Linked DNA regions of Homo sapiens: region 2 is linked to region 1. The links are chromatin loops, found by intact Hi-C in ENCODE. Cell type or tissue: Calu3. All regions are shown on one strand. Each heading gives the region's core, and the rest is flanking DNA. Links, peaks and the distances in the headings are about the cores only.

Evidence for each region. A loop is a pair of places that touch in the nucleus more often than their neighbours do. Peaks named below come from ENCODE experiments on the same cell type or tissue, not always from the same donor. Only the 100,000 strongest peaks of a DNase experiment are listed, where the experiment ranks them.
Region 2: it touches region 1 in a loop (3-fold over the local background); 2 of 110 quality-filtered maps call a loop at or near these places.

What each region holds. Positions count from the first base shown.
Region 1 is chr1:91,827,720-91,833,105 of GRCh38, reverse strand. All of the region lies in intron 2 of TGFBR3 (transforming growth factor beta receptor 3), which reads left to right. It also overlaps the pseudogene RN7SL653P. Among named protein-coding and RNA genes, the nearest start is that of TGFBR3, 56 kb to the left of the region's middle. In Calu3, for the core only: CTCF peaks have their summits at 2,454 and 2,666; DNase peaks (open chromatin) are centred at 2,705 and 4,075.
Region 2 is chr1:91,521,322-91,526,707 of GRCh38, reverse strand. It overlaps CDC7 (cell division cycle 7), which reads right to left. Exons shown (of 12, transcript NM_003503.4): 12 at 944-2,667. The coding sequence ends at 2,273. All of the region lies in intron 4 of LOC102723436 (a long non-coding RNA gene), which reads left to right. Among named protein-coding and RNA genes, the nearest start is that of CDC7, 23 kb to the right of the region's middle. RefSeq lists an enhancer at 2,979-3,048. In Calu3, for the core only: no CTCF peak of the experiment used is centred there; a DNase peak (open chromatin) is centred at 2,997.

The sequences.
Region 1 (5,386 bases), core at 191-5,190:
CCAGGTCAGTCTCAAACTCCTGACCCTGTGATCCACCTGCCTTGGCCTCCCAAAGTGCTGGGATTATAGGCCACTGCACCTGGCTTTTTTTTTTTTTTGAGACAGATTCTTGCTCTGTGGCCCAGGGTGGAGTGTAGTGGTGTGATCTGGGCTCACTGCAACCTCCACCTCCCGGGTTCAAGTGATTCTCCTGCATCAGTCTCCTGAGTAGCTGGAATTACAGGCATGTACCATTTTTATATTTTTATATAATTTTTGTATTTTTAATAGAGACAGGGTTTCGCCATGTTGGCCAGGCTGGTCTTGAACTCCTGGCCTCATGTGATCCGCCTGCCTCGGCCTCCCAAAGTGCTGGGATTACAGGTGTGAGCCACCATGCGTGACCCCGATTCAGAGTTTTCTCTGAGAAGAAACTCCCTTCGATTTTGGAACCCAGGAGGCTGGACTGCCTTCTAGTCTAGGTTCTACCTTCCCCCTGCTGTCTGGTTTGGCTTAATCACTTGATTCAATAATTTTATGACTTTGAGTGAGTTACTTAATATCACTCTACCTTAGTTCTTTCATCTGTAAAGTGCGGCCAATAATAGTGTATCTCAAGGTTGTTGTGAGGAATAAACATGTTAATACATGTCAAATGCTTAGAAGAGACCCTTGCACAATAGTAAACACTCCATAGATAATAATGTTATTATTAGCCAAATGTGGTTATTTTGAGGGTCATATAATGGGGAAAAAATGCAAATTTAAAATTCCTGTACAAATTCAAAGGAATATCGATTGTCTCTGTATATCAAAGATGACCTTAGTATTTGCAAAGCTCTCTCTCATTTAGGGCCACTAGCTGTTTTTCCATTTACACTTCCCTATACAGGATATAGAGTTAATTTCTAGGAAATTAGCCATTAATTATTGGTTAATGATGGACTAGGAATGCTCTCAGGAGAGCTGACTAGTTAGAACATGACATAACTTTGAATTATCTAAGCTTTACCTTTACGTGGAATTTTAACTTTGTTGAATTTTTAAGTAAAGGGATATAAAAGCCAGTCTGCTCTATTATTAGATTCACTGTGTTCATAAGGCAACATGGAAAAAAATAGATAATACAGAAAGAAAAATGACAATTTTAAGGAGAAAAGTTTTTGTTTTTAAATAATTTTCTATGTTAATTAAATTCCATGGATGTTTTGTTATTACTTTGTCTCTACAGAGAATGCAGCAGATTTTGAACATGCTTTTTTCCCTCTGCTTAAAATGTGTTGGCTATTATATTTCACAGGACTTACGTCGTTTTCAAAAATAGAGGTAATTAATTGTTACGTGTTTTGATGTTCAGCAGGCAAAGGAAACACATTACTTTGTGTAAACAGAGGTTAATATGGAGTCTTTGAAGTCTAAATTATTGAACTATTTGCCTAAGGACAAACTTCTTAACTGTTTAGGTTTCTTCTGGCCTGTAATAAACTACAGTGGTGGAAATAACACAAAAAATCCTGTGTATAAAACATTTGGGTCCTGGTTGCGTGTTTGACCCAAATCTGCAGGTTTACCTTTGAGTTACACTGCGAATTAGGGACCTTTCATTTCCATTTTCCTTTCCTTGTAGTGGTTTAGTTGGTTCATGGTTGATAAAGACAGAAGCATATGTTTCTGGGAATGGTAAACCTTAATTTTGCTTAAGTTTTAAATGATCACTTATTTCTGGAACTGGCACTGGGGTCGAAGAATGTTTATTATTCCATGTTAACATGGGAATGAGTCTAAAGACTAAGTGACGTTTATGCTCACTTCTATTTTACAGCTTCCTTGGGCTCTAGCCAAGGTGACTTGGTTTTGCAAGAGCGAAGAGGACCTGCCTTATAGTGCAGTTTTTTTTTTTAAATTGTTTTTGTCTGAAATGATCTACCTTGAGGACAGAAGCTGTACTTTGCAGAGTAAAAGACAAACTATTACTGGTTTTAACAAATGAACAACCCAGGCAGGTGGGCATGGTGCAGGTTGTGCCCCAGCTTGTGAGGTCTAGCAGATCTTGTGGCCTTTGGACAGGCTTGCCTTGGGGAGGTGGAAACACAATGGTGATGATTTCTAACTTGAAGAGACCTTTGGGACTCCAGTCCAGAAGTTTTTACCTGTGTGTACTGGGTGGGAGGCGTGTTGTGCTTCCTGCTATGGGGGTGGTGAGAGCCGTTTCCCACCTAAGTGGGACAGGGAGAAAGCGTCTGATCGGCACACAGGGTGCAGAAGCAGCACTGGCCCAACTCCACACTCACTTTTCCAGGATCATTCCTTTTGCACCAAGCTCTGACCCTGTGCCCTCTCACTGCTCTGGGGACTGTTGAAGCCACAAGGAGGAAGTTGCTACTCCTTATGCCCTTCATTCTTCCTGTGCCCCAGACCGAGATCTGTCAGGGGTGGGGTATTGGACCCCACCTGAAATCACTTGTGTATCTGGCAGCTTTCTTGGGAGTTTCTCCTCAGGGGGCAGACTCCCATATAAAGTACTGGCTGGTATGACTGCAGCTCCCGTTGACCCACTCACTGTTCACAGAAGCCTAGGAACAGACTGTAGAACCCAGAGAAAGCTCTGGGTGACCTCTGTTATTTAGCAGCTGCTTGCAGCACCAGTCACTGTGGCAACTGGGCTTTGTTTATGAAAATGAATGAGGACCTCAAGCCTGGGGCATCCATACCGTGGACAGAGCTCCCCCTGGAAATCGACTGCCTGCCAGATTGCCAGGGCTAAACCAAAACAAAGACATACCAAACACAAGTAGCCAGGAAGTATTCTGCCCTTGGGGACGAGCACCAAGTCCCGATTGCCTGTATCCCTCTTCACCAAGCATAACCCTGCCAGGCTGAGCTGATCTTGGTTATGCCAGAGAAAGACAGAGGCAAAGAACATGGTACTAGTATTGGCAGTTTTTGGAACACAGCCTTGTATTGCTCAGGTCTGGCCTCTAGTTCTGGTTTTAGATGGAAAGAGTGTTGAGTACCAAAGATCTAGCTTTTTGAAAATTTTATTTCAGGCCCTGCCTTTATGTAAACTGTAACGATCATTTGGGTCTGTACTCAAGAGGCAGGAGAATCACTTGAGCCCGGGAGTTCTGGGCTGTTGTAGTGCACTATGCCAATCAGGTGTCTGCACTAAGTTCAGCGTCAGTGTGGTGACTTCCCTGGGGACTCCCAGGGGACTGCCAGATTGCCTAAGGAGAGATGAACTGGCCAGGTCAGAAATGGAGCAGGTCGAAACTCCCATCCTGATCAGTAGTGGGATTGTGCCTATGAATAGACACTGTATTCCAGCCTGGGCAATATAGCAAGATCCTGTCTCTAAACAAAACAAAACAAAACAAAAAAAAACCCCTTGTCTGGAACAACTGAGTTTGGAGTTTGTTGTCCCCTTAGAGTCCTTGCTTTCATAGTGATTGTTTTCTTGTGTCCAAAGCATCCTTGGTAGTTTTAACTCTCCATGGGAATTGGTGAGCCATGGACATCATCTTGGAGCACACTTTGAATCTCAGAGCTTCCTTTGAGGGGACTGCTATGTTCTGGGTGCTTCTGGTATTCACAGGTTCTATGATTCTATGGCTGGACCCTTCTAGCATATGTGCCCTTTGGTGTCACTTTGTCAGAACCACAGCCAGTGCATGGGTCTTCTGATGCCATCCTGTGGCTCTCTTCCCCACACCATGCCTTGTTTTTTTTTTTTTGTTTGTTTGTTTTTTTGAAGACCTTCGAGTCTCGCTCTGTTGCTCAGGCTAGAGTGCAGTGGGGCAATCTCAGCTCACTGCAACCTCTGCCTCCTGGGTTCAAGTGATTCTTGTGCCTCAGCCTTATGAGTAGCTGGGATTACAGGTGCGTGCCACCACACCTGGCTAATATTTGTATTTTTAGAAGAGACGGGGTTTCACCATGCTCTCCAGGCTGGTCTTGAACTCCTGACCTCAAGTGATCTGCCCACCTCACCCTCCCACAGTGCTGGGATTACAGGTGTGAGCCATCGTGCCCAGCCACACTGTGCCTTGTTACTGCATGTCTGCTTGGGTCATGGCCCAGGTGTCATGGTGGAGGGGGCGGGGTTGGGAGGTAGAGAGTGCTGGCATTGGTGATTTGCCAGCAGGACACATGCCCAGGAAGATGGTCAGAAAAAGAGGGACTCCTTCACGTACGTATAAGTCAGCTTTAGCCTTAAAGCTTCAAACACCCACTCACTGCATTGAGGAGTCCTTGAGGTCCCTCACCTGCTCTTCCTGGTCTGACTAGATGCCAGGGAATTGGGAGAGAGGGACCTGCAGTGGGAGGGTCCTGGAACTGCAGTGACAGTAATACAGGCTTAAACTAGAATTCCTTCCTGGAAGAATTTCGGTCTTCCTCTACCCCAGCAGCCTTTCACTCCTTAACTTTAGTAGTGTGCCTTGGGGCTTGAGCAGCTGCTGCTTCTGTGGAGGTGACCATCCAGAGGGACCCTTTCACAGCTAAGTTCACTTGCACCTCCGTTTCTGCTTAAGGCAACTACAGTTTCGGGGGTGGCTGCCCCTGTTTGCTCATGATAATTCCTTATGAACTCTCCTGTTGATAAACTGAACTGGATCAGCTTTAGTTTCCCTTTAACTAAGGATTTAAGTCAAAGCGTAACCACAAGTGTCCTGTTCGTTTTCATTCATTTCAGTGCTGAACATTTATACACTGGGCTATGGATTTGATGTTTCCTTCCTGTCTTGGCTGAGATACCTGTGTGAAATATGAGTTTGCCATTTGGCAAACTCTTTTTCCTTTGACTAGTTAATGAAGCCAAAATATTGACGGGGGTGTGGAGTTAGGGGAAGAGGAGGTGTGCATGGTTACATTTGAAAGTTCTTCATGGTGCAGGAGAATCCAGTGCTTCACCCTGAGTAATTGTAATTAGGGTAGTAAGTAAACCCTTTCAGGTTTATTCTATAGCGATCATGACGAGTTATCTTGGGGAAGGGATAAAGAAGACTGTGAGAGGTTGTACAGTTCTGATCCTGTCAGGCTTTGAGAAGCAGACCTCAGCGTGATCTGAAGAGCCGGTACCCTGGAGTAGATGATTAACCAAGATAATGTTCCGGACAGTCTGCAGCTGAACTGAACTGGTGTCTCTGCATCCATTCATAGTTACCCAGTGTGGTTAATAACAAGTCCGTTGGGAGTTATGCCTGTGCTGGCCATAACTACCTTGTATTCTGGATGGGGGTCAGAGAAACTGAATGGATCGATTCATTCACTGAGTAGTGAGTGACTGCAGCCTTACTGAAGCCAGCTCCTTTCCAGCTCTTTGATGACATGCACTATTATTGTTGTTAACAGGTTGGCTAAAAAAGTAAACCTGGGAGAGTTGAGGCTTTGTTCCTCTGTCCAGCACTCA
Region 2 (5,386 bases), core at 287-5,286, 310 kb after region 1:
GAAATTACTAAGACTTAAGCCTACGAGTTTTGTGGGTTTCAAGATTTTATGCAATCAATATTCTGACATCTGTAACACCATTTTGTCCCTAAAATGCTGATGCCAGGAACAGTAAGATATTAACGTTTTACTTGATGACTTGCTCATTATCTTGAAGTAAACCATGATTAATTCTTTGGAATAACCATTATTGAGCCACATATTTAGGTCATTAAGACAACTATAATCATCTCCTTATAAGGAAGTTTCATTAAAAATGCCAGAGAGCTCAGCCTGCTTCAAAAACCAATACTTGTAGCTTGTTATATTAATAGTTCTAAATGTCTAAGGCTTTTTAAATGAAAATACCCTTAACAGTTTTATCGAGCCTGAGCACTAGGAATTTTTAAAAACTGACAGTGAAAAATAGCTGATTAAGAGGAAATGGCATTAACTAGTTACCTTCTTAGTCTATCCTTAGAAATTCAAATATTTTAGAGACATTTCCCATTATTTAAAATGGTCTTCAGAAGGCTTAAAAATCTAAAGAATACGCATATAAAAGCTCCCTGCCAATTCTGATTTAGCACATTGGGAATATTTGTCCAAAATTGAGGCAATATTCTTCAGTGGGACTGAAATTCCCCGAGAACTAATTTGTAACACTGGGTATATTTAAAAACACTAGCTCCCTTTTACTTCCCCCTCAATATCAACCAAGTTCTTTGCCATTAATGAAAGTTAAAACAACAGCCCTGAATATTAAACTTTCTTAGAGAATGTCTCCTTATCTACCCTTTGGGTAAATTTTTCTTCCTCTTTAATTTCTGAATATATGTTAACATGACTGTTTCATTAACATACTATTTGCTGAAAGAATATCACCATTCACCCATCTCAAAAGAAAAATATTCCCAGTTGTCAATTAAAAAAAAAAGCTATTTTTCAAATGAGTAGTCTGACATAAAAAATATAAAAGGATAACTTTATTGAATATACAAATTCAAGAGCATTCAAATTTTTTTTAAGATTATGGCATAAGACAGATCAATGGTAATGGTTTATATATCCTATACTTACCAAACAGATTAGGTAGATATACTGACCTATCAATGCTCAAAATAACAAAATGAATACATGTCCCTAAACTATTTCTGTATTCTATGACTACTAAATGGGAAATCTGTCAGCTGACCACCCACCAGACTTTTTCCCATAGGAAGTTTGATATGCTGTCATTGATATATACCATTTCTGAATATAAACCTCTATCTTGGGTCCTTTTCTCTTTGCCTACTTCATTATCTGTCTTCCCAACCCACCTAAGACTTAGTCAAAACAGGATACAGAGATCTGGATGGCTCTACGCAGAGGAAAAATCTCCAATAATACCGTCAATTCTGTATTCACTTTTCCTTTCAGCAGCTACCTAATTATATCTAAGATGGTGTGAAAAAATATACAACTCAAAAAAGAAAAGCATTTGGACTATCAATCTTCACCTTGGTCCTGCAGCTTCCCTTTATCAACCAGTGTATGTATTATTTTAAATTCCCAACTGTAAACACGTACAATATTTAATAAAACATCCAGAAACTTTGTGGTCAGCACCATGTAATTTCCGAGGAGAATGTTTTAGGTAGGGGCAGAGAAGGAAGAAAATTGAGAAGCCAGTAAGAAAAAAATGGCAATTCACACCAGAATGCTTTCATGAAGTGTTTTTTAAAAATGGATGAATTCAATTTTAAGTGATACTTTGCCCCATGACCAACATTTCCTCATTGTTTTAGTGTTCATAAAAGGCCTAATATGTACCTCTAGAAAAGGAAATTATCTTCTTTATTTACAAAATTGTTAAGAGCACCAGCACCAGGTTGAGTTTCCCCAAACTATACCTAGCTCATAACTCTAAAAGAATCTACAAATTAAGTCTTTTGATTCATTTAATCCTCATCACATCTGTTAATTTTAATTAATTAAAACTAAAACTGCTCCTTTTTCTGTATATGTCAGTGAAAGGTAATTAGGGAAGCTAAAAATCTGACCTAATAGGAACCCACCTAAAATCTACTTAGGTAGGTTTAACTCAAAGAAGATCATGTTGTTAGTCCCAAGAACTATCCCAGGCATTTTAAGTATTCTTAATCTATATTTTAGAATGTGCCACCAAACACTAAAATGTTAAAATAAATTATTAATCCTGCTCTGGTCTCTAAACAAGAACTTGTGGCTATTACAAAGTATTCTTTTTTATTCTACCTCATAACAGTAAACATTAAATGAAGATCCATTATCACAAGCTCATATCTTTAAAAAATGGATGCAACAAAGCTTCTTCTGCTGTTATTCTTGAAGCTGGATTTAGATCTAGAAGTTTATCAAGCAGGTCATAAGCTTCATCAGGTACCTCATTCCAGCCTTCTAAATTGGTATTATACTCATCAAAACAATGCTCACAGCTATTACTATCCCCCTTTTTAAATGAATTCCCTGAGTATTGTCCTGGAGGTGTTTGAACGAGGCAAGAAGCTTTATGGTCAGTCTTCTCTGAAATAGCTGGTTGATGAGAAGCATGCCCTTGTATATCACTTGTTAACTTGGGAGTGCTAGAATCCATACCCCTGAGTCTCTCACAGAGTTTTCTCAAGTCTTGTGCTGGAACTTCTTTGCTACATAATATTGATTTCCCTAAAAGCAAAAGAAGAAAAAACAAAAACAGAAAAAAACATTTTATTATTTGAATATATCAGAAGCCTCTCTCATGAGAAACATGAAAGTTCAAACATATGCTTTATAGACATGGACACACACACACACACACACACACACACACAGTATGAGATAGAGCACCACATGCTATATTTAAGTTGTATTTGAATTGCATAGTGGGAGATAAAGTGGGAGATAGTAAGTACAAAGCAGTGACTTACTAAGCTATGCCAGGCACTCACTTGACTCTGCCAATTTCTCAAGCTTCATCTTACCCTTCTATAATCTTTAACTAGCTGCAGCTCCCACGCCCCCACTCTACTTCCTTTCCATGCTTCTATGTCTTTGACTACATGACTCCTGTCTTTGCCTAGGATGCCCTGCACCCCTTGTGTGCCCAGGACACTCTCACTGACATCACCACTCAGATCAAGAATCACCTCTGAGGCTTGACACCCTCAGAGAGAACTGATCAATTTCAGTTTCTACTGTATCTTGAGAGTTCTACTATTACTTTTGCTATCCTATATATGTCTGTCCCACCTAGTAGACTGAGCTCTTTGAAGGCAGGAACTGTCTTATTTATCTTTGAACCCCCCAAACCCAGCCTATGCCTGGTACAGATTAGGTAGTCAGTTAATGTCTGTTGGACTAGACAAAAAGGCATTATTCTTTTCAACAACTGTTCAAATGACACATACATCCTTAGAGATGCTGTTCTTGACCAACCTATCCTAAATAAGCCTCTTCCCTCCCCTTTTCCTTTTATCTCAGTACCACTCATTTCTCATAGTATTTATTTATGTTCTCTCCCTCACTAGAATTTAAGCTCTGTGAAAGCAGAGACTCGCAATAGTACTTGGCACACATAAAGCCCCAATAAATGTTTCTGAATGAACAAATAAACAAACTAGATCTGTTTTTAAAAATATAAATGTATTTGAAATAACTTCCTGATGGGTTTATTATCAGATGTGCAAAAAAAAGTTAATCACACAAATGGCAATCATGTATTATTTTTGCCTTACATTTCCTTATTAAACAGAAATATACTAAATGTACGAAACAACAAGTACCACAACATTTAGATGCCTTTCTGAGAATGTAGATTGTCAACAAAGTCATTAATCTGACTGTGGATGATAAAAAGTTACCTTTACATATTCTGAACTAACTACTGGACTGGTGTACTAAGCCAGGGAAAAAAATGGGGGAGGGAAAGGGAGGAAACAAACAATTACTGAAGACCAAATTCTTTGAGAGTACAATATGCCAATGCTTTTTTACTTTTAAACTGATTCTATCATTCCTATTCTCTCTAGAAAATTATAGCCAGGGGGGAATATTCATATAGTTTTATTCCTTTATTAGCTTGTTCTGAAGTCATAAAATAACTAATAGTATATGTTATAGCATGTCCCCAAGTTATACAATATGCTTTTTTTTATATGACCAAAAAGAGGGTTCATTTACAATATTCAGGAAAAATAACTTCAAGTAACACTATCAGTCAACATATTTTATTACAGACTACTATGTGTCAGGAATTTGTTTCAGCTCAAGACTTTTCTTTTTAATTTATTCAACACAATTCACTGAGTACTTAATGACAACCCACAATGGAGCCAGGTTTAAGGGTTGAGGACAGATAAGAGAAGTAAAGGTGCTCTCACTGCTAATCTCAGCCAAGTCATTTCTTTAGGTTACAAAGGGGAACACAGTTGTGTTTGTTGAAATTTTGAGGCTTTTATACTCAGTCCAAAGTTATAGTAAGATCAAGACTAAAATAACTACAGATGTCATACTAATACAACTGAGACAAGTCCTATGGCATTATTTTTATTATTTGTTTTTTTGAGACAGAGTCTTGCTCTGTCGTCAGGCTGGAGTGCAGTGGTGCAATCTTGGCTCACTGCAACCTCCATCTCCCAGGTTCAGCTGGTTCTCCTGCCTCAGCCTCCCGAGTAGCTGGGACTACAAGTGCATGCTACCATGCCCAACTAATTTTTGTGTTTTTAATAGAGATGGGGTTTCACCACGTTGGCCAGGATGGTCTCGGTCTCCTGACCTCATGATCTGCCCACCTAAGCCTCTCAAAGTGCTGGGATTACAGGTGTGAGTCACCACGGCTGGCCCTATTTTTTTTTTAATATGAGAAGTATTACAATGATAAATCTCTAAAAGCTCTTGCTTGCTATCATGGCACTTGATCTAGAGTATTTTTGGGTCAGATGTTGTATTTCCATTGTTGGCCCTGATTATAACTTGGATTACAATGGGGGAGATTCAAGCTCTTCAATAAAATATGTTGGTATTGGCTGATAAACTTCATGTTCATAAACCTCTCACGAAGTTATTCAATAGTAGATGAAAGTTTTCTCAGTTGAGAATAAACATACTTGTTATATTATTATGTAAGAATGCCATTTCTAAGATATCAATCTTGCTTTCCACTCATGGTCACTTTTTTTCCCTTGTATTATTTCATCCTATTATCTTCAAATAAAATTTTCTTACAATAAGTACAAGATAGTTACAAATCGTGGACTGACTTTACTGTAGAAACATATTTTGGCAAGCCTCTATTAAGATGAGGCTTTCTTCACAACCACCACTAAGTTTTTCTTGTAGATTAGACTATAGCACTAGTGCATAAGCAAGGGCAGTAATTTTTGCAGTGGTTCTTAAACACCCATAG